Regions from separate parts of the Homo sapiens genome. Here region 2 is linked to region 1. Evidence: chromatin loops called from intact Hi-C (ENCODE). Cell type or tissue: Caco-2. All regions are shown on one strand. Each heading gives the region's core, and the rest is flanking DNA. Links, peaks and the distances in the headings are about the cores only.

The links. Hi-C counts contacts between places; a loop is a spot of excess contacts. Peaks named below come from ENCODE experiments on the same cell type or tissue, not always from the same donor. Only the 100,000 strongest peaks of a DNase experiment are listed, where the experiment ranks them.
Region 2: a loop joins it to region 1, with 2.8 times the contacts of the local background. A loop is called at or near these places in 3 of 110 quality-filtered maps.

The regions. Positions count from the first base shown.
Region 1 is chr7:90,762,239-90,772,751 of GRCh38, forward strand. The region is part of intron 4 of CDK14 (cyclin dependent kinase 14); the gene reads left to right. Among named protein-coding and RNA genes, the nearest start is that of CDK14, 170 kb to the left of the region's middle. RefSeq lists enhancers at 2,472-3,043, 4,244-4,745, 4,746-5,245. In Caco-2, for the core only: no CTCF peak of the experiment used is centred there; DNase peaks (open chromatin) are centred at 4,723 and 5,013.
Region 2 is chr7:90,924,915-90,935,427 of GRCh38, forward strand. All of the region lies in intron 8 of CDK14 (cyclin dependent kinase 14), which reads left to right. Among named protein-coding and RNA genes, the nearest start is that of CDK14, 330 kb to the left of the region's middle. In Caco-2, for the core only: a CTCF peak has its summit at 3,901; a DNase peak (open chromatin) is centred at 3,947; H3K4me3 peaks cover 667 bases.

The sequences.
Region 1 (10,513 bases), core at 1,252-9,251:
TATACCAAATGAAGGAGCTAATTTTATTTTATTTTTTGAGGTATGGTAGGACTCATAGTTTTCTCATTGTACTGGGATCTGCTGGTGGGTCACATCTGAGTCCCTCCAGGGTTTGGCACCCTCCCTCAAGTTGTAAGTAGGTGTGAATTTTTGCTCTCTCTGGGATAGGGTCCTCTCCTTTCCTCCTACTGAATCAAGGGGGTATGTGAAAAGTGAGAGAGCACAAAAACAATGAACAGATAAGTTACAAACGTGACAGATATTAATACAGACATATCAAAATCACTTAAAATGTAATTGGTCTAAAGATACCAATTAAAAGACAGAGATTGTCAGGGTGGATAAAAAAACAAGACCCAACTATATTTTATCTATGAACTATCCTTTAAATACAAAGGTGCAGATTGAAAGCAAAAAGATAGAGAAATATATGCCATGTTAACGCAAATTAAAAGATAGCTGGAAGGCCCGGTGTGGTGGCTCACCCTTATAATCCTAGCACTTTGGGAGGCTGAGGCGGGCAGATTACTTGAGATCAGGAGTTTGAGACCAGCCTGGGCAACAGGGGGAAACCCTGTCTCTAACAAAAAACACAAAAATTAGCCAGGCATGGTGGCACATGTACCTGTAATCCCAGCTACTCAAGAGGCTGAGGCAGAAGAATTGCTTGAACCCGGAGGCAGAGGTTGCAGTGAGTACCACTGCACTCCAGCCTGGGCAAGAGAGTGAGACCCTGTCTTAAAAAATTAACATAGCTGCAGTAGCCGTGTTAATTTCAGACAAAGCAAGTACTTCTGATGATTCAGAAGATCATCAAGATTAAAGAGAGGCATTACATGATGATAAAGAGCTTAGTTCTCCAAGAAGACAACCAACTTTATTGTATACACACCAAACAACAGAGTGTCAAAATACGTGAGGCAAAAATTGATAGAACTGAAAGGTGAAATGGACAAATCCACTATGGTGGTTGTGACTTCAACACCACTTTGTCGGTAATTGACAGATTAAGCAGGCAGAGATATCACTAAGGATTCGATGATCTGATCAGTACTGCCAAAGTAAACAAAGTGGAAGCTGCCAATATTTCAAGGCCTGGACCCAGAACTGGCACAGTGCTCCTTTCACCTACTCTTGATCAAGTGTTCAAAGAGACCAGATCCAAGCGTAGGGGCCATAGACCACACCTCTCAATGAGGAGTGTCAATGAATTTGGGGGCCGTGTTTTAAAACCCCGTATAGAGTTTGGTTTTTATTCTAGGCTGAATTAAATCTTTGGTCTCATCTTTGTACACAGTTCTCTCAGCTATCTGTTCTGAACATATATTTGCTGACTCCTTTTTGGGTTAATTTCATTAGATTTTAGATCTCTCCTTGAGAACAATAAAGACACAGGGTGGGGAACATCACACACTGGGGCCTGTCGTGGGGTGGGGGGATGGGGGAGGGATAGCATTAGGAGAAATACCTAATGTGAACGATGAGTTAATGGGTGCAGCAAACCAACACAGCACATGTATACATATGTAACAAACCTGCATGTTGTGCACATGTACCTTAGAACTTAAAGTATACATTTAAAAAAAGGTTCTGTTTAGTATAAATGGCTTTGTATAGAGGGGGCCCTTCTGTCCTAGTGTACCTGGCACAGTTCTGGTTTATGCTTGTCATTTTCATGATTATTAATAGTGCTCTTTTTACTCTGAATACTGTCCCATTTGGATGATAAATTATATGATCATATTATATAATTTTTATTTTTCTGGAACTTGGTAAAATATTTTGCCAAAAACCGAAATTTGATTGGAATATGTTATTGTGGGATCCAACTGAGTATTTAGAGCCATTAATGTCAGTGAATCTGTGGGAGCATTTTTGAACAGTTTATGAGTGCTGTTGAATCTGTAATGCAGATTTGTGAATTGATTTTAAAAGTTTCGTGGGAGGTTAATGAACTTTATGTACAGTTCTTAGACAGAAAGGTCTGGCAATTAGACATGATTTTTGTGAAATAGGAACTAATCAATCTAAAATTCAAATGACCTACTCAGGTGCCTTACTACTCGTAACATAAATGTTAGGCTTAGAGTAATTCAAGATAGCTGAAATGCTGGAAATGTGAAAGAATTAACAAGGTGGGGTTTGGGTGAAATTAGGTGCTGTTAGAGCTCAAAGCTAACAGGTTGCGGTGTCAGTGAGTTTTAGTCAAATGCTCCCAGTCTATTTAGCACTGGCTCATACAAAGGAAGTATACTGTACTACTAGTAGGAATTGTAACAATGGAGAGATGGCAGGTACCTTAAAAATCTAGGATTGCAATTTGCATAGAGTAATTCAGTGCAAGATTGTATGGTAGACACTGTTGATGTTGGGGAGATGATCTGACAGAAAGGAAATTATTTTAAAGATTTCAGGCGTAAGACTTTTTTTTATGCTTAATGGTTGATTCTTGAGCAAATATGTTTTCCCTTCCTTCTAGAGTTCTGAGGAAACAGACATAACATTTGCCTGTATAAACAAATTCTTTGAATTTTTAAAAGATATCTGTCTCTAGTTCAGAAGGGTCTCTTTGGGATTGCTGTGTTTTTAACTATCTCTGTTTTCAGGGACTTAATGATCCTAGAGATCTGCAAGCATTGTCTGAGCTGAGGGAAAATTGTAAACATCAGGCACTTTGGTTAATAGTTGAAAGACCTGTTGTAACCCAACAGAGAATAAGGTAGAAGTCATTCCTAATTGGCCTGATGGGTGAGACAGGAGAGTGAATTCTCATGCAGCTTAGCAGTCAGCATAGGTATTGAAAGACAAGCCCCTGGGGAAGCAAGAGAGGAACCAAGGGCTTTTGTTGTATGTCTCATCAAACCTCTTAGGAGAAAGAAGAGGGAAATTGAGATATTGAGAAACCAAACAAGTAGTGTTACAAATGAGGCCTACTGGGAGTCCCAAAGGAAGCCAGATTCCTAATGAGAAAGCAATGGTCTAGGTTAAACAGTGACTTTTTTATTAAAAAAAGTTATTTTTTTTTTACTACTTGTTCTTGAGAAAGTTTCATGGCTAAGTGCTGGAGAGTTGAGGGCACCTGGAACTGTGCCCAAAGCAGAGCATAAAGGATTATTAAATTAAAAGAATGTGTATCATCTCAGTGAAACAGAAGGGATGAAATAACAGACCACCAATATTTAGAGCTGGGCAAAGAGAGAAGTGAAGAACAGAGGAGAGATTGTCTAGAGAGGTGGCGAGAAAACCAGCAAAGTACCAAGGAAGAAAGAGAGTTTCAAAGAGCATGGACGATGATGTCAGATATTCAGAAAAGTCAAATCAATGAATCCTGAAAGTAATTTATTACATTTTACAACTAGGAAGGTTTTTTTTTTTTTTAAGAATGTTAAGGGACTGGTGGGGATGGATACTAATTATTTTGTGTTGAAGAGAGAATGGGGGATGAAAAAATGTAGGGTAAAATACATATAAGCTACTCTTTTTAGCAGTGAGGCAGGGAAAGAAAAGAGAACTAGAAGAAAGGGGAGAAGTGTTTTGTGTTGTTTCAGTTTTAAACTAAATGGGGAATAATCGAGTATGTATATAGACTATGACAAAGGAGTCAGTAGAAAGAGAAAAAGTTATTAAGGAAACACTTGAAGTATATTCTTGATGGAGAAATCTGAGGAGCTCTATTTTCTCTGTCACTTGAACTTTATTTCATATGCTCCATGTAATTGGTCTTCCTGTTTCTTTTTCTAATAATGTGTAGATATGAAATAGCTCTTTTTATTGTCGGCTTCATCTCATTTAGGATCTAGACGTATAAGAAAATTATCCTTCTTAAATATCTTTTATTTTTATTCATGTTCTTTTGAAATTCAGGTACATCATGGAACTCTCTGTGTAGCACATTTGTTTTTCTTCTTTGCTCCATTTTCTTCATTGATACTAGTTGTGATTTTTTTTAATGACATCTCTTTTTTTGTGAATTTTCTTCCTTGATACCACTTCTCTCTTTGTAATTTAGAGTTATGAAATAAAGCTACTATTTATTGAACACTCCATTTTTTTCACCTGTGAAAACAGGGTTAATAATAGAATTGATTTCATACAGCTGTGAAGAATGTATGTAAGCAAATACATTTAGTGTTTAGAACATTGTCTCACATAAATGTTCAATGAATATCAGCTACTTCTTTTTCGTTTCTTATAACAATCCTAGAAGAGATTTGAGATAATACAATTTCCCTTATTTTACGGGTGAAGAAACTGAGACCCATAAAGTTTGAGTAATTTGCCTACAATCACACAGCTAAGTTCCAGGGCCAGAATTCAGATCCAGTTAGTCCAACTCCAGAGCTGAGTTCTTAACTTTTACCATTTTTTGTAAAACTTCAAAATCTGCTTTCTTGAAATCTATTCTTACCCTACCCTTCTGTCATGCCATGACTATGCCAATTGTAAGGTCCAGGGTCAGGTTTGAGCCCCAGCCGAGGTCCGAGGGGAGTGGGTAGATGGGCAGATAGCTGAAAGAACACTCGGGGGGCCATAGGCAGGGGAATATGGTTTTATTCAGCAGCTCTCTCATCAACAGCTCTCTCACACTGTCCGCCTTTATCTTGGTTGTCTGCTCCGGCTCCACAGCTCCTCTCAGCAGCCAGCTCTGCCGCTCTGGCTGCTCCCACACACAGCTGCACGGCCAGCTCTCCCTTGCCTGCAGTGTCAGCAGCTTAACTCCTTCCCTCTGGGCATGAGTGTGAGCCATGTCGAGCCATGTAGTACCCTGGCTCCCCTCTGTCCATCTGCAAGATGGACAACTCCGGTACTCTCTTTTTCTCTAGGTGCAATAGCCAAGCCATGCCATGCCATACTGACCCATGCTAAACCAAGCCCCCCATGCACAGTGTCAGCAGGGCAATTATACCTTTAACAGACAATAAATAATGGCTTACAGCCAAGTATGAACTTACACAAACAGGTTATTTAACAAGTGGAGTATGTGCCTGCATCCTAAACTCACTGAGTCATGCAGGCCTGGATGTCTGCCTTGGCCTATTTCTTGACCAAAGCACATCCATGTACCTTATACCTTCCTTGTTAATAATTAACTGTAGGGTACATAGCCAATTTCTTGCATAATTCTCTTATTTTCCCTCTGTATCCATGCTGTTTTTTCTCTCTAGTCATTTATTATTAATATTCTCCACTGTTCTAGTCAATTCCACAGTGAAATCATAGCTATTTTCCCCCCTTGTTTCACCTAAGTGATTTGTGAGTTTTGGTATAGTAGGTGCCTGCATGAAATAGAGCGCTCACTGCTCACCTTCCCTTTCTATCAGATAGATTTATTTTGGACAAGGTTTTCTATTCCTTTGCTGCCTTCTCATGTGGACTTCAGCCCAAGATTTGATGGGCTCCATTTCTCTTACTACCTTTTTATTCATTGCCATATAAGCATATGACAAACATAACTCCTGACTCGCCAGCACCTTTCAACCCTTTTATTCTTCTCACAAATAACATAGGAACTAATATTATAGTAAGAACTATACCTGAAAAAATAAAATTTTTTCTAATACGTTTTTGAGTAAATCAGAATCTGAGCCCTCTTGAGCCTCCACCTGAGGTATATCCCCAGCTCTTGCTGTGAATGTAGTTAAGTTTTCAAAATTGAGTTGGGGAGACATTGATTCTCTCAACCTGTTGTGTCCTTTGAAACTCTTGCCAATTTTTCATTATCTTTGTTCTCATGTTTTTAGTCACTTCCTTGTACATTCATATCTACGTAGGTATATTTATATTGTTTACACGTATTTATTCACATAAACTGTCAGATACAACTTTCTTAAATTGCTAATCACTGTTGTGATGATTGATGTGACCTAGACTAACTTACCATTGACCCTCTGTTAAAAAAGGGCTCGTTTAATTAGTAAGACCTGGAGAGAACCACTGTATTTAAGGTTATTTCATCCAATAAACGTGGTTTTGTAGAGGATGTTTATAGTTGTAAATGTAATTATTGTAGCTGGCGCAGCCAGATCTCTATTTAGAGATAATATTAGGAGACACTTAATGATCAGCATGTATAGTTATGTTTCTCTTTCTACTTTTCAAAAACTTTTCCTGGATTTATATATATTTGTGCACATGTGTGTGAGTGTGGGTGTGTGTATATTACAAAGAAAGTTCAGAGAGGTAGCAGCGATTATTTTTGAAAGTTGGAGAAAGCAGAGTTGGCAGGATGAATGATGGCCCTGTGTTTACGTATGTCATTGGTAACAGCTGCACTGAAAAGTTGGGCGTCTCAGTTTCTCATCTGCCACTTTCTTACTGTACTTCAGAGTTGGAGCCATTCCATTATCTGAAATGAGTGAATTGTCCTCTTTTTTCGAATATCCGATATAATTTGTATTTTCTTTTTAGTCACTCAAAATTGGTGATTTTTATAGTATACCGATTGGATGCATATTTGACAACTAAGCAATTGTGTTCTCTCACTTAGATTCAAAATCTGTGAGTTCAGCTGACTAATTAGTGGTCTGGATTTTTAAAATCATGGTAAAACGAAGACAATAAATGATATGTTTCCTTTAAAAATTTGTGTATTTGAAAACAAAGATAAAATGAAAGGTAATCCTATGTATTATAAGCAGACTAAGTTGCTTATCTACCATGGACACAGGACATTACTTTTATAGTGTCGATTTTTGATAGTAATTTTTATATAGCTACATTCCAGGCTTTTTTGAACAAAAGAGTTAATGTTAAGAGGCAAATGGTAGACAGTTACTAATCAGTGATTAAAACCTTTGTTTGCAGATATTTTACATACAAAAATTTAGACATTTATATTCAATTTACCTAATTTACAGATATGCTACTCTTAAAACACTTCTTTTTATAAGCTAATATATTATACAAGCCAAAGTCCTATTTATTTTCTGGGCTAGCATTTGTATCTAAGGTGCTATTATGGAAGGATGACTACTGATTTCCCATCTGTTTCAGTTGGAGAAGAGTCATGCCAATTGTATTCATTGCTCATTTTGGGTGAAAACTGAGCACATATCTAACTGCTTTTGAGTATATGTTGCCCCTGAAGCTAGGTAGTTTATTCTTCTAACACTCATTTTCAACTTAAGTGAAAAGCATATCAGAATGCTTTTTATTAGTGACTGTAAGGATTGACACACACACAAAGGAGAAACATTTAGGAAAGCTGACTTCTGTGATTTCTTTCTCTTTTCTTTCTTTTTTTTTTTGACTGAGCCCTCATTCTGTCACGCAGGCTGGAATACATTGGCACCATCTCAGCTCACTGCAACCTCCGCCTCCTGGGTTTAAGCGATTCTCCTGCCTCAGCCTCCCGAGTAGCTGGAATTACAGGCATGTGCCACCACACCTAGCTAATTTTTGTATTTTTAGTAGAGACGGGGTTTTGCTATGTTGGCCAGGCTGGTCTTGGACTCCTGACCTCAGGCGATCCATCCACCTTGGCCTCCCAAAGTGCTGGGATTACAGGCATGATCCTCTGCGCCTGGCTGACTTAGGTGATTGCTTACTTATTTTATGAATGGTCCTATGAACAGAGAAAGCTGATGTAATCTGTCCTTTGTAGTTGTTTGCTGTTTTAGTCCTCATTTGAGATAGTTGGACTTCATTCACTTCTGAAGTGTTTATTGAAGCCAACTTGTGTGAAAGGCATCTATCCAAGGAAAAGCCATATAAACATGAATTTTCCTCAAAGTGGCCAAATTCTTTTTTCTCACGTAAAAGGAAATTAGATTTTTTTATTAGATGCTAGATTTGGTAGCTGAGGTTTAACATTACTGAATCGCTTCTTGGTTAAGACCTTGCCAGTTGGCCTTACTTTGTAGCACTAAACGCAGCAAAGCAGATTGCTCTATAGAAAAGGGATGCTAATGTCCTGTTTGATGGTGATGAACACACATGTAATTGCTTGTAAAGCCCTGAAAGTAGCTTAGATGTTTTTAACAAATTGTGTATTCAGGTTTTCAAATAATTACAATGAAGATTTGCTACCAGATTTTGTAGTATGTATGTATAACTATAATAGTGAAGTCTTGGTCTTGGAATTCTAACTTTTTAGTATACTTATCTTTTAAGTATATTAACGTTATAGTCTGTTCTGAGGTTTATGTAGTGGACTTAAAAACTCAGTTAATTGACCTTTATTGGGTAGGATTAAAAATGTATTTTTAACTTCTTTAGGTGAACATTGTTGATTGTTAGCTTTTACTTCACTGGTTCTTAATTATCTTCATTCAAAGCTCTACTTTAAAAAATGTAGTAATACAAACGTGGATTGATGTCCAGCAAGATCAAATATCACATTACTTAACTGGATTAATTTTGCAGCAGACCCAGCATCCACATCCCTCTGGAGTCTGCTGTCTTTCCCCATATCCTTACTGCTTCCTTTGTTTCTGCTCTCCAGGCTTTAAATGTGCTTTGCTGCCTCACTTCTGCAACTTTGTTCATGATAGACCCCTTCACGCTTAAGTGACTTGTGTCTCCTTTTGACATGCCTACAACTGATCCCATCTTCAAGGTTTAACTCAAGCCCCATCTATACCAGGAAACTTTTCTGACTTCTGACAAGACTATCTCCATGACCAAACTTTGTCAGGCTCCTCCAGGCCCTCTTCTTAAGTAGGCGTCACCCTTGGCCCCCATCCTTGACAGCGCTGCACAGACCAGTTTTAGCAAGAGTCTTGCTTAGTCAGTCTAGAGAGAATCCCCTCACCCTGATGTCTGATCACCCTGCCTGCCTCAGTAAGAATCATGTTATGTCCGCTTAGCAAGAATTCCTTCTAGCCTTGATGTCTCCTGTTAGTAATTTTCCATCCACCAATCCCCCAGCCTGCTTCTGTCTATAAGTCCTCACTTGTTCTTTGTATCCTGAGTTGACCCTAATCTTTCTTTCCCCATGCAATTGTCTTGACACCTATCACAATAGTCTTTTTTACTATTTAAACAAGGATCGGAATAATTTTTTCTTTAACACTTCTTGCATGATTCAGTTACTGCCTTGCTTGGTATCTCTTTTAGTTCCTCATATATATGAACTTATTCTTCAGTACCTGTTGAAATGTTACAGCTTCTTTTCTCCCAGAGTTTGGCGAGCAGGAGGGAGTGTTACAGCTATTTTACTCTCACAGTTTGGTGAGTTCTGAGTTCTTGTCTTATGACCAAAAGGAATGAGGTACACAGACACTGGAGAATGAGTAAGTCAGAGTAGAATTTTATTGAGCAACAGAAGGAAAGCTCTCAGCAGCGAGAGGGGACCCAAAAATGGGTTGCTGGCTGCAAGCCTGAGTCTGGGGTTTTTATGGGCTTAGAATGGTCAAATATGTGCTGATTGGTTTATGGATAGGCTTGAGAAGATCACCATTCAGAAAGAGAGATGATAGTGTAAAGAACCAATTGGGGGCTGAAGTGAAGGCTTGGCCTGGGACCAATCAGGAGCTGAAGTGAAGCCTTGGCCTGGGACCAATCAGGGGCCAAGTGTACTGAACGAGAATGGACATTGTCACTCTGGTCACTGGACTCCATCTGGAACTGATAGTTTGGTGTTCAGACTTCAAAATGTCCTTGGCTTGAAGGTCGAGTTTCACTGGGAACCCGTTCCTGTCTGCCTAGGAATTTGTCTGCCTCCTATTGCTATCAACAGTACTGTAAATAGATGCTCAGTTAATAAATGTTACCTGTGTAATGATTGGAAAATGTTTTGGAACATTCCAATCAGGCTAAGGTTGATGAGACAAGACTAACAGATGGACTTTTGGGATAGAGATTTGTTGTCAGGACATGGAGGGTCTTCAACTGAACATTTGGATATAGTCTCTGTACCTGGGTTCATAGAGTAACATCTGCTAGCAGAATTCTCCTGAAGATGATTTGATTGGTTGTTTTCTGTCACTGTAAATAGAGCACTCCCACTGAACTGAATTCCAGCCAGGTAGGTTCTGCCTCCATGTGCCTGCCAGGCCTCTACACTGCTTTCTCACTCAGTCTTCTGTTGCCTAGCTAGCAAGATTGCTTTCACCAATAAATCAAAATGCAGGAGCCATGAAACATTATGAAAGAAATAAGTGTTGGGATCATTTTCCTTACAAGGAAGGTGTGTGCTTATTGGAACTTGAGGCTTCCTGGGTGATATGGTTTGGCTGTGTGTTCCCACCCAAATTTAATGTTGAATTGTAACTCCCAATGTTTGGGGAGGGACCTTGTGGGAGGCGATTGGATCATGTAGGCAGATTTCCCCGTTGCTGTTCTCATGATAGTGAGTGAGTCTCAGGAGATCTGGTTGTTTTGAAAGTGAGTAGCACTTCCCCCTTTGCTCTCTCTTCCTCTTGCTCCACCAAGTGAGGAACGTGCTTGCTTCCCCTTCGCCCTTCTGCCATGATTGTAAGTTTCTTGAGGCCTCCCCAACCGTGTTTCCTGAACAGCCTGTGGAACTGTGAGTCAATTAAACCTCTTTTCTTATAAACAACCGAGTTTCAGA
Region 2 (10,513 bases), core at 805-8,804, 160 kb after region 1:
TAAACTTAGGATATTAGGACTTTTTTCATTTTAATGAAAGAAGAAAGCACTGGAAAATTAAAAATAAAAACCAATTAAGAACTAATGGTCTGTGCTGCTTATTAATTTTCAATACATGTCTGAAAAACTTTTTTTTTATTTTTACCACATACCGGAAAGGAATCTTGGTGCAAATAATCAAGTTTATAGGCCTAAAATAATATAACTTTTTGCAAAAATTCAAACTTTAAAAATGGAACATCTTTCTGTGAAATATCTGTCAAGATATTTGGCACTCTAGTTTTTAATCAGAAAGGATACTGATATAAAAATGCAGATTGAAGTGTTCATTCCAGTTATGGAGTAGAGTTGTCAGCTGTGGAAATCTGTCCTGTGAAACAATGACCGGCTAATATTGGATGTAGAAACTGTGCTTAGATCCAGCCATAGAGTTGGGAGCAGTAGATGAAATGGGTCAGTGAGTTGGCTAAATTAAGTGCCCATATCATGCGAATGGAATAACTGAGGCATAAGCAGAGGATGGAAAACGATGGAAGATTTCAAGATCAAATGTTTAGTATGGTTTCTGAATAGTTATCATTAAGGTCTCAACATGCTTAAAATAAATTGAGAGCATATTGTTATAAGAATCACTGATACCAGAATTACAAGAACAATGTAAAATAAACTGGTTATAGTGGTGTGTGCCTGTGGTTCCAGCTACTTGGAAGGCTGAAGCAGTAGGACTGCTTGAGGCTGGGAGTCCAAGTCTAGCCTGAACAACATAGCAAGACCTCGTCTCTAAAAAAATAATGAAAATAAATAAATAATGACATGTGAGCATTTTGCTCAAAGAATTGAAAGCGGGAGATGGTGTTACTTTTGAAATCATCCAGTTGTTGATAGAATCATATCATTGGGAACATTTTGTTATAGTTTGTTATTCAGAATAAAGGCAGAAGATCTATGTGGGGAAATTAAATCACTCATATAAGAGAAAAGCAAATCCTTTTACATTGACATTTTCAGATTTTTTAAATTGAAATTTTCTCTAGATTTTGAAGGAACCTCAGAGATTATGTAATCCAGACCCCTCATCTGAAAAATATATATACTTTGGGCCAGAGATGGAAAATAAGTTAACATTGTGCCTGTTACTTAGTGTTAAATTATTATTCCTAATATTATTGTTACCAGTGTCTTTAGAGCCCCAGTGTAATACCCTGTAGAGTATTAATAACTTAGTTGGCACATGCATGGCTAGTTCCCCAAACATGTGAGAAGGTAGGAGTGCTAACTGGATGTTCAGGTCGAAGTAAGCCATGCTGGTCTGATGACCTGTGTCACCTGATCACTGGGATCCTGTCAGGAAGATGAGACCCAGAATACTAGATGTCACTCTGTTCCCAACCCCACGAGTCTTGAGGAAACTTTAAGAAATGATACAAAGAATGCTTCTCACAGTAGACTAGTAGGAAACCTTGTTGGAATAAAAGTTTAAATAGAGCTTTGGTAATTTAAGGAATCACCCTCTTTAATTATATTCCTGGGTGAATTAAAGCATTGAGAAGCCTTATGGACAGGTGGAGGCTGAACTGGCTTTAATAATGTTCCTGTTAGGGCTCCGCAGTGCTGGGCAGTAGCTCAAAAAATGCCCTGATGCCTGCCAATGGGAGTAAATTTTCTTTTCAGATTTCACCTTTTCCATGGTACTGTGCTGTTTTTTACTCATAACACTTTCAAATTAACTTTTTGGGTTATTTCCCCACACCAATAACCAATTCACCAACACCTCAGACAGACACCAACTGAGTGTCTAAAGATTCTATTTATTTCTGACACTAACTACGCAGTAGCACAGACCCCTTAGGTTAAGGGCTTAGTCTGCAAGACTACCTCCGCTTTGAATGCCAGTTGCAAGTCCTGGACTGCCTGCATTTCTGACTGACCTGCTACAAATTGGGCATTCCCACGCCCCCTTCCTTGGGTTCCATAGTTTGCTAGAATGGCTCACAGCACTCAGGAACACATTTGCTTATATTTTCTGGTTGACTATAAAGGATACAACTGGGGAACAGCCAGATGGAAGAGATGCATAGGGCAAGGTAGGGAGGAAGGGTGCTCAGAGCTTCCAGGCATTCTCCAGGGGCACCACCTTCCCAGCACTTCAGTGTGTCCACAACCCAGAAGCTCTCTGAACCCATCATTTAGGGGTTTTATAGAGGTTCATAACCTAGATGATTGATTAAATAATTGGCCAGTGGTGACTAACTCATCTTTAGCCCCTTGCCCCTCCCTGGAGGCACATTGGTGGAGTTGCAGATTACAACCCTGTAATCATGCCTTGGTTCTTCTGGCAACCAATCCCCATCCTGAACCTATCTAGGGGCCTGTAGCCACCAGTCATTCTTCTTAGCATTCAGAAAATATACTCTTATCACTAAGATTCCAAGGGTCTTAGGAGCTCTGTGTCAGGAACTGAGGACTAAGACCAAATATTATAACAAAAGATGCTCTTATCACCCCTGTTACTCAGAAAATTATAAGGATTTTAGGAACTCTGTGCCAGGATGAAGACCTGGGATGAAGACCAAATAAATATTTCTTACTAAATCACAATGTCACACAAAGTTTGGAAATAGACAGTACACAGCTGTAGTGCAAGTGGTGGTGTAACAGAAGTACTAAAGTACATATATAAATATAAATATATATAAAAGGTAAAATATGGGTAGGGTGCCGATTCTGCAGCCACATGCCTGAGTTTGAATCCTGGTGAATCTGACAATTACGTGTCTTGGAGTTGCTCTTCTCGAGGAGTATCTTTGTGGCATTCTCTGTATTTCCTGAATTTCAATGTTGGCCTGCCTTGCTAGGTTGGGGAAGTTCTCCTGGTTAATATCCTGCAGATTGTTTTCCAACTTGGTTCCATTCCCCCCGTCACTTTCAGGTATACCAATCAGATGTAGATTTGGTCTTTTCACATAGTCCCATATTTCTTGGCGGCTTTGTTCGTTTCTTTTTACTCTTTTTTCTCTAAACTTCTCTTCTTGCTTCATTTTATTCATTCAATCTTCAATCACTGATGCCCTTTCTTCCACTTGATCAAATAGGCTACTAAAGCTTGTGCATGTGTCACGTAGTTCTAATGCCATGGTTTTCAGCTCCATCAGCTCATTTAAGGACTTCTCTACACTGGTTATTCTAGTTAGCCATTCGTCTAATCTTTTTTTCAAGGTTTTTAGCTTCTTTGCGATGGGTTTAAACATCCTCCTTTAGCTCGGAGAAGTTTGTTATTACCGAACGTCTGAAGCCTTCTTCTTTCAACTCATCAAAGTCATTCTCCGTCCAGCTTTGTTCCATTGCTGGCGATGAACTGCGTTCCTTTGGAGGAGAAGAGGTGCTCTGATTTTTAGAATTTTCAGCTTTTCTGCCCTGGTTTCTCCCCATCTGTGTGGTTTTATCTACCTTTGGTCTTTGATGATGGTGACGTACAGATGGGGTTTTGGTGTGGATGTCCTTTCTGTTTGTTAGTTTTCCTTCTAACAGTCAGGACCCTCAGCTGCAGGTCTGTTGGAGTTTGCTGGAGGTCCACTCCAGACCCTGTTTGCCTGGGTATCACCAGCGGAGGCTGCAGAACAGCAAATATTGCAGAACGGCAGATGTTACTCCCTGATCTTTCCTCTGGAAGCTTCATCTCAGAGGGGTACCTGGCTGTATGAGGTGTCAGTTGGACCCTACTGGGAGGTGTCTCCCAGTTAGGCTACTCGGGGGTCAGGGACCCACTTGAGGAGGCAGTCTGTCCGTTCTCAGATCTCCAGCTGCATGCTGGGAGAACCACTACTCTCTTCAAAGCTGTCAGACAGGGACGTTTAAGTCTGCAGAAGTTTCTGCTGGCTTTTGTTCACCTATGTGCTGCCCCCAGAGGTGGAGTGTACAGAGGCAGGCAGGCTTCCTTGAGCTGCAGTGAGTTCCACCCAGTTTGAGCTTCCTGGCTGCTTTGTTTACCTACTCAAGCCTCAGCAATGGCGACGCCCCTCCCTCAGCCTGGCTGCTGTCTTGCAGTTAGATCTCAGACTGCTGTGCCAGCAGTGAGCAAGGCTCTGTGGGCATGGGACCCTCTGAGCCAGGCGCAGGATGTAATCTCCTGGTGTGCCGTTTGCTAATTCCATTGGAACAGCACTGTATTAGGGTGGGAGTGTCTCGATTTTCCATTTTCTCGATTTTCTGTCACGGCTTCTCTTTGCTAGGAAAGGGAATTCCCCGACCCCTTGCACTTCCTGGGTGAGGCGATGCCCCACCCTGCTCCGTGGGCTGCACCCAGTGTCTGACAAGCCCCAATGAGATGAACGTGGTACCTCAGTTGGAAATGCAGAAATCACCCATCTTCTGCATTGCTCATGCTGGGAGCTGCAGACTGGAGCTGTTCCTATTCGGCCATCTTGGAACCTCTGGAACCTGTTTTAAATGGACTGATTTTTAAATCATTGTCTTGCATATTTCATGGTGATGGTTATTTGACTATTTTAAAGTATAATTACTGGGCAAGGGACGATTTTAAAAATAGTTCTTTACATATCAATGTTAACAACTTTTTGTTGTTTGTAGCTCAGATTTTAAAGTATCTCTATCACAGTGCTATTCAGTTTAGCTTTCCTGGCAAAAGAAGTGAGAATAATTTAATAAAAGGGAATCATTCTTGTAGTAAACAGTTTTTATGATAGATTTATATTATTCATGCCATGCTTTGAGAATAAAATTATACTTCATGTTAATTCCTTTAAGAGACAGAACATTTTGTTTGCTAAGCAGGAATCCATTGGTGTACTTTTATTCCTCATAAACAGCTTAGTGTTTCTGCCAAATGTTTTCATTCACAGAGACCTGTGAGATAAGAAATTTTGTGGATCACAAGAAAATTTAGTCCTGAAGAAATGCATAATTACACCTTAGTGTATACTTTAAAGAAGAGTAAGCTATCATCTAGAGTGAACACTACTACTGCTGTCCAATTTCAATGTTTGTTGTCTCTTAAGGGTAGTTCTTGCTGCAAATATTACTTTTTATATTAGCATGAAACACAGAAATCTACATGTAAAATGGCATATTGATTTCTTGAAGTCTTTAGAGATTTGATGCTCTGTTCAACAGTAAAATTAGTTTATAAGAAAACAGTGTACAGACCATTATATTAATAGCTTGTTTTTTAGGACATTTTGGTAGTGTTTTTTTTTTCTTAATTAGATTGTTACCAAAGTTCATTTGACCAGTCTTTAAATCTCAAGAGTAAACATATATAAGTGGAAATATGCATAAATGAAGGAGTATTCTTGTAATTGTCAGTAAAAAAAAATGCATAGATTGCCAAAATGTATGATTTGAAATAATGGTAGATTGTGGATTCCTTAGCAGATTGATAAATCAAGTGCTTTGTCACATGTATCCTTCATTACAGTAAAAATATCAGTTCCCTACATTTTGTCAGCCTTGGCTATAGATAGCAAAGGGAGTCACTTCTTAAATTTTGAAAGATGCCTGTGTATTTGACCTTCTATGTGAATGACATGTCTGTGGTCTGCCTTGGATATGGGTGATATGGGCATCTGTACTGTGCAGTGTTATAGCACAGGCTAAGCTTTTTTTTTTTTTTTTTTTTTTTTGGTCAAGCTCAAGGTGTAGACTTCAGTGTCTGAGGGCATTCTTATTTTTGAACACTGAATTCAACATTTGTAAGCATTCTGGTTTTTGAATCATAGAAATGTTTGATCTGCAGCACTTGACATTAGATTGCTTTTAGGAAGCAAAATGGACTCAAACTTCAGTCATTTCTAATAATAGTAAGAGCCTATTACAGTTTATGAAGTGCTTCATAGCTCTTACTTTGTTTTATCCTTATAATCCTGTGGAGTAGAGAGTGCAGGTCTCATTACCCCCTCTTTAATGTGAGAGCATTGATTTGTGCTTGTAATATTAGCTTTATTTAGGCATTAGAATGACCAATATTTTAACATGGGCATTTCTGTTGAGTCTTCAGACTTGAAGGTAATTCATTTGAAATAATCTTATAAGATCATATCATATGACTTCTTGTACATCTTTTAAATAACAACATGAAGAGCTTTCAAGTAGTTCTGATTTTTATTATGATCAGTGATTTTTTAAATAGGTATATTACAGATAAGTAAGTTTTGCTATCTAGCACTGTATCAAAGAATAGCTATAAATGAGCTCCTTGATCTCCCTCAATAATAAAATTTAGACTAGTAACTGGAATTAGTGCTATTAAAATTCAGACATAGTATCACTTTACTTTGAAATGCACCTAAGTTGAGAAATTTTGATGCAAATTTGAAATTGCCTTTGAATCACTGAGTGCCAGATTAAACATAGCACTTTTACCCACCAGTTCTAAAGGGCTATCTGTAAATTGAAAGCACAAATGTTGAAGGCAGTAAAACATTCTAGAATGTGCAAGTTGGCCCTTTCATTGCCAAAGAAGTAAAGTTTCTGGAAAGCAGGAAGACATTAAAAAACAAAAACAGAACTCAACACCTTTTAAAGTGATGGATGTGATGTCAAACAAGGTGCTCATTGGACTCTACTCCATTTCCTTTCCTCTGCAAGCTGCTCTGTCCTTCTGCCTCCAGCCTCCTGACAGTCCCTGTCATTGCTGGTGAGAGGTGATGTGTATGGCTGATGTGATGGGGGAAGGAAGGGATAAGAGAGGAAAACTACTGTTTTGTCTTCTTCATAGCTGTAAATTATTTTCTTGAGAAACGCAATTGCAGAATTTGTTCATAAAAATACCATGCTTGGTTGGTTTAGAGAAATAAAAGATCAGGAGGGACTAGAGAAATATTTCAAATGAAACTTTCATCTTTGGATTTTGTGTGTGTGTGTGTGTGTGTTTTGGTGAGAAGTTTTATTGTTTTGGGTCTTAGAGGTCCCCCCACAACAAAGTTTATTCTAAAACAAGTTTTTACTGCTTTGACTTATCTTAGATTGAAGCTAGTCTGTTGATTCAAACACATGAATACGTTTTTTTTTCTTACAAAATATGTTGAGCATTATATATTTTTGTTGACAATTTACAAGACGGAAAAATTAGGGAAGCAACAAAACTTTTCACAAAATATAGTTTGTTGGATAACAGCAAATTTGGATATTTTTAGGAAGAGTTGGATAATTTCCCTCAATTCGTGGGATGGCTGTTGTCCACTTTTGCACATGTTCTGCCTCCTGTCTGAGGCATTCACAGCTGGCTTTGGATTTCTGTGTCTCCTAAAGCTTCTGTGAATCTGAAAAGTCATTTCTGAAACTGTGGTCTGCGGCTGGGAGCAGTGGCTCATGCCTGTAATCCTAGCACTTTGGGAGGCTGACACGGGCAGATTGCTTGAGCCCAGAAGTTGGAGACCAGCCTGGCCAGCATAGTGAGACTATGTCCCTATTTCATAAAAACAAAGAAAAGAAAAATAAAATTATGGTCCAATTAACAAAATAATTGTTAAAATTAGGAAAAATGTCCTTGATCAAATCTGTTTGGGGTGAGCTGCATATGTGCATCTCTCCCATCTCCCCCCAGCCAGTAGAATCTCAATGTTCATTAGCTAATGATTAAAAGCTCTTGGTCTTCTGCTGTTAAAATTAAATCTGCCATTACATCTCCCAGATTTACTAGATTAAGAACAAATTTTGGACTCTGTGGAACATAAGTTGGGGAAATGTTGGTATATTAGCTGTCTGTTGCTGTGTAAAAAATTACCGCAAAATAAGCTGCTTAAAATAGCACTGGTTTATTGTCTCAGTTTCTGTGTGGTAAGAGTCTGAGTATGGCCTAGCTGGGTGCCTCTGCCTCCAGGTGTCCCTTCAGTCTGCACAGTCAGCTAGGCCTTCTCTTGTTTCATCTGAATGCTCCACTGGGAAAGGATCTACTTCTGAGCTCACATGGCTGTTGGCAACATTCTGTTTTTTGAGTCTCTTGGACTGCGAGCCTCTCACAGACACTCAAAGGAAGAATATTCCACAACAAAGTGAATATGAATAGGCAAGGGAGTCATGGGAACCACCTTAGCGTTTGCCAACCATTGTTGGTATCAAAAGTACTGTCCAATTATGTCGTGGTGATTAAACTATGTGATATGGTTTTCCATAAGGAATAACAGTTGGCTGGGCATGATGGCTCATGTCTGTAATCCCAGCACTTTGGGCGACTAAGGCAGGCAGATCCCTTGAGCTCAAGAGTTCAAGACCAGCCTGGGAAACATGGTGAAACCCCAACTCTACAAAAAATTAGCCAGGATTGCCTGAGCCCAGGAGGTCGAGACTGCAGTGAGCCATGATCTTGCCACTGCATGCCAGCCCAGGTGACAGAGTGAAACCCTGTCTCAAAAAAAAAAAAAAAAAATTGTTAGCATGTAGTGCATGTCAGCAGCTACCTTAGGGTGTAAAGATTTATAAACGGTATTGATAATGATGATGATTAATGATAGTACAGGTGATGATAAGGAAGCCTTATTGGTTGTTGCTCATGTGAAACACTAGGGTAAGCACTTTGCCTGTAGTATCTTTTCAAATCTTCACATAGTCTCCTTTTCTATATAACAGTTCGAGAAGTTATGTAAACAGAGGGCTGTAGATTGTTTTCAAACAGCTCACTGAGAAAATAGACAATTTATATCACTAACTATATTGTATGACAAGTAACTTCTTTATATAGAATGGCAGACCAGAAAAGGACACTGCACTTTTTGCTTGGGAGATTTAGAGAGAAAGACCTAAAGAATTATTTTCAAGGTCCAAATAGGATTTCATGAAGTTTTAAGACAAGGACAGAGACAGGGCTCAGTATAAGTAAAGGTAGGTAAGGTTTATGTTATGGTAATATTTCATAATCCTCCACTAGTAACATTCCAGAAGACAGAGCTTTTGCTGTGTAGCCATGAGCAGAAATGTTGATGTTCATGTGGACAGCAAAGCTGGAGAGTAGATTGTCAACAAGGTGGTAGCAACAGTAACAGATGGCAATTATTTGATTATATTTTTTATTATTTATTTATTCCCAGCCTCTTTCCAAAATGGCTCTGAAGCAGCTGCTGATCTGACGCTCCACTCGCTTTATTCTTATTTAGCCTGCAGGCTGTGCTAGGCAGACTTGTTTCCATCCAGCACATGCTCTCACTCCAGTTGCAGTCTCCAAGCTCCAACCTTCATCATGTGCCCCTGGAAAGGCGGTCAGTGCCCAGGAGGCCTTGGGGCGTGAGAGCAGTGGCACAAGAGGGTTTCAGCATGTGTTTCTCTGGCCTCCTATCAGCTGGAACCTGCTGCCAGTCAGGCGGGACTTAGGCCAGGACCAGTCCCTGCCCAGATATGCCCCTGGGACTATGGCAGAGCCCTGAGCCAGGTGCCAGCAATGTACAGTTTGCCATGTACAGGGCCAGTTGGCAGATCAAAGGAGGCCAGCCTGAGTGAATAAGTCCTGGTCCCATTTACCAGTCCTCTGGGATAGAAGGAGAGTGATAGCCAAGGCTCACAGCAACAACTGGGGATGAAAATCTAGGAACCTGTGTCTTTTCTGGAAGTCCTTCCCTTGAGCAGAGATGGCAGCAAAAAGGCAGGCTCCTTTTGCAGTGAACTTTAGTTTTAAAAGCATGGTATCAAGGAATTGGAAGTCCAGTATTTCTTCTAACTTTGTCACCAGTTAGTTTTTTTATTTTGGACAAGTCACTTAAATGGACAGTTGTGTTTTCTGTAAATTAAAAAACTAAGAATGAATTCAGTGATCTATTTTAGCTTTAAGTTATGGTTTTAATGTTTTTAAATGTTCCTTAAAAACTATTATTTTAGGTAAGTTATTCCATTCCCTACCAGATACAGATGTAGATGTATAGATACATACACCAAATTTGTGGTTGTTTCTTTAAAAATACTTTTGCTAACTTCAAACTAAACTGCTTGGCTCATGAAAAATTGAAGAAATTCAACAAATATAGAATTATTCGGACTGCCAGCCTTATATGGAATGGAGATTTTATTGTCTTCATGTATTGTCTTGTTTATTTTGTAATGCTATCACAGGATAGTACAGACTAGGTAATTTATAAGGAATAGAAATTTATTTCCTCAATCCCCTGGAAGCTGACATGTCCAAGAGCAAGAGGCCAGCCTCTGGTGAAGGCCTTCTTGCTGTGTCATCCAAGGGCAGCAGGTAGAAGGACAAGAGTGGGCAAGAAAGAGAGACAAAAGAGGCCCAAACTCACTTTTTTATATGGAACCCACTCCCAAGATAATGAACCAACTCCTGCCATAATGCCATTAATCCATTCATGAGGGCAGAGCTCTCATAACCTGATCAGATTTTAAATGTCTCTCTTCTTAATACTACTAAAATGGCAAGTAAATTTCAACATGAATTTGAGAATTGATAAACATTCAGACCATAGCAGTCATCATTCCAGTGACTGAAACTAGGTAATTAGGGAAAGGAATGGCAAATTTTAATGCTATCAGAAAGGGTTATTTTTAAAAGTAAATTCAA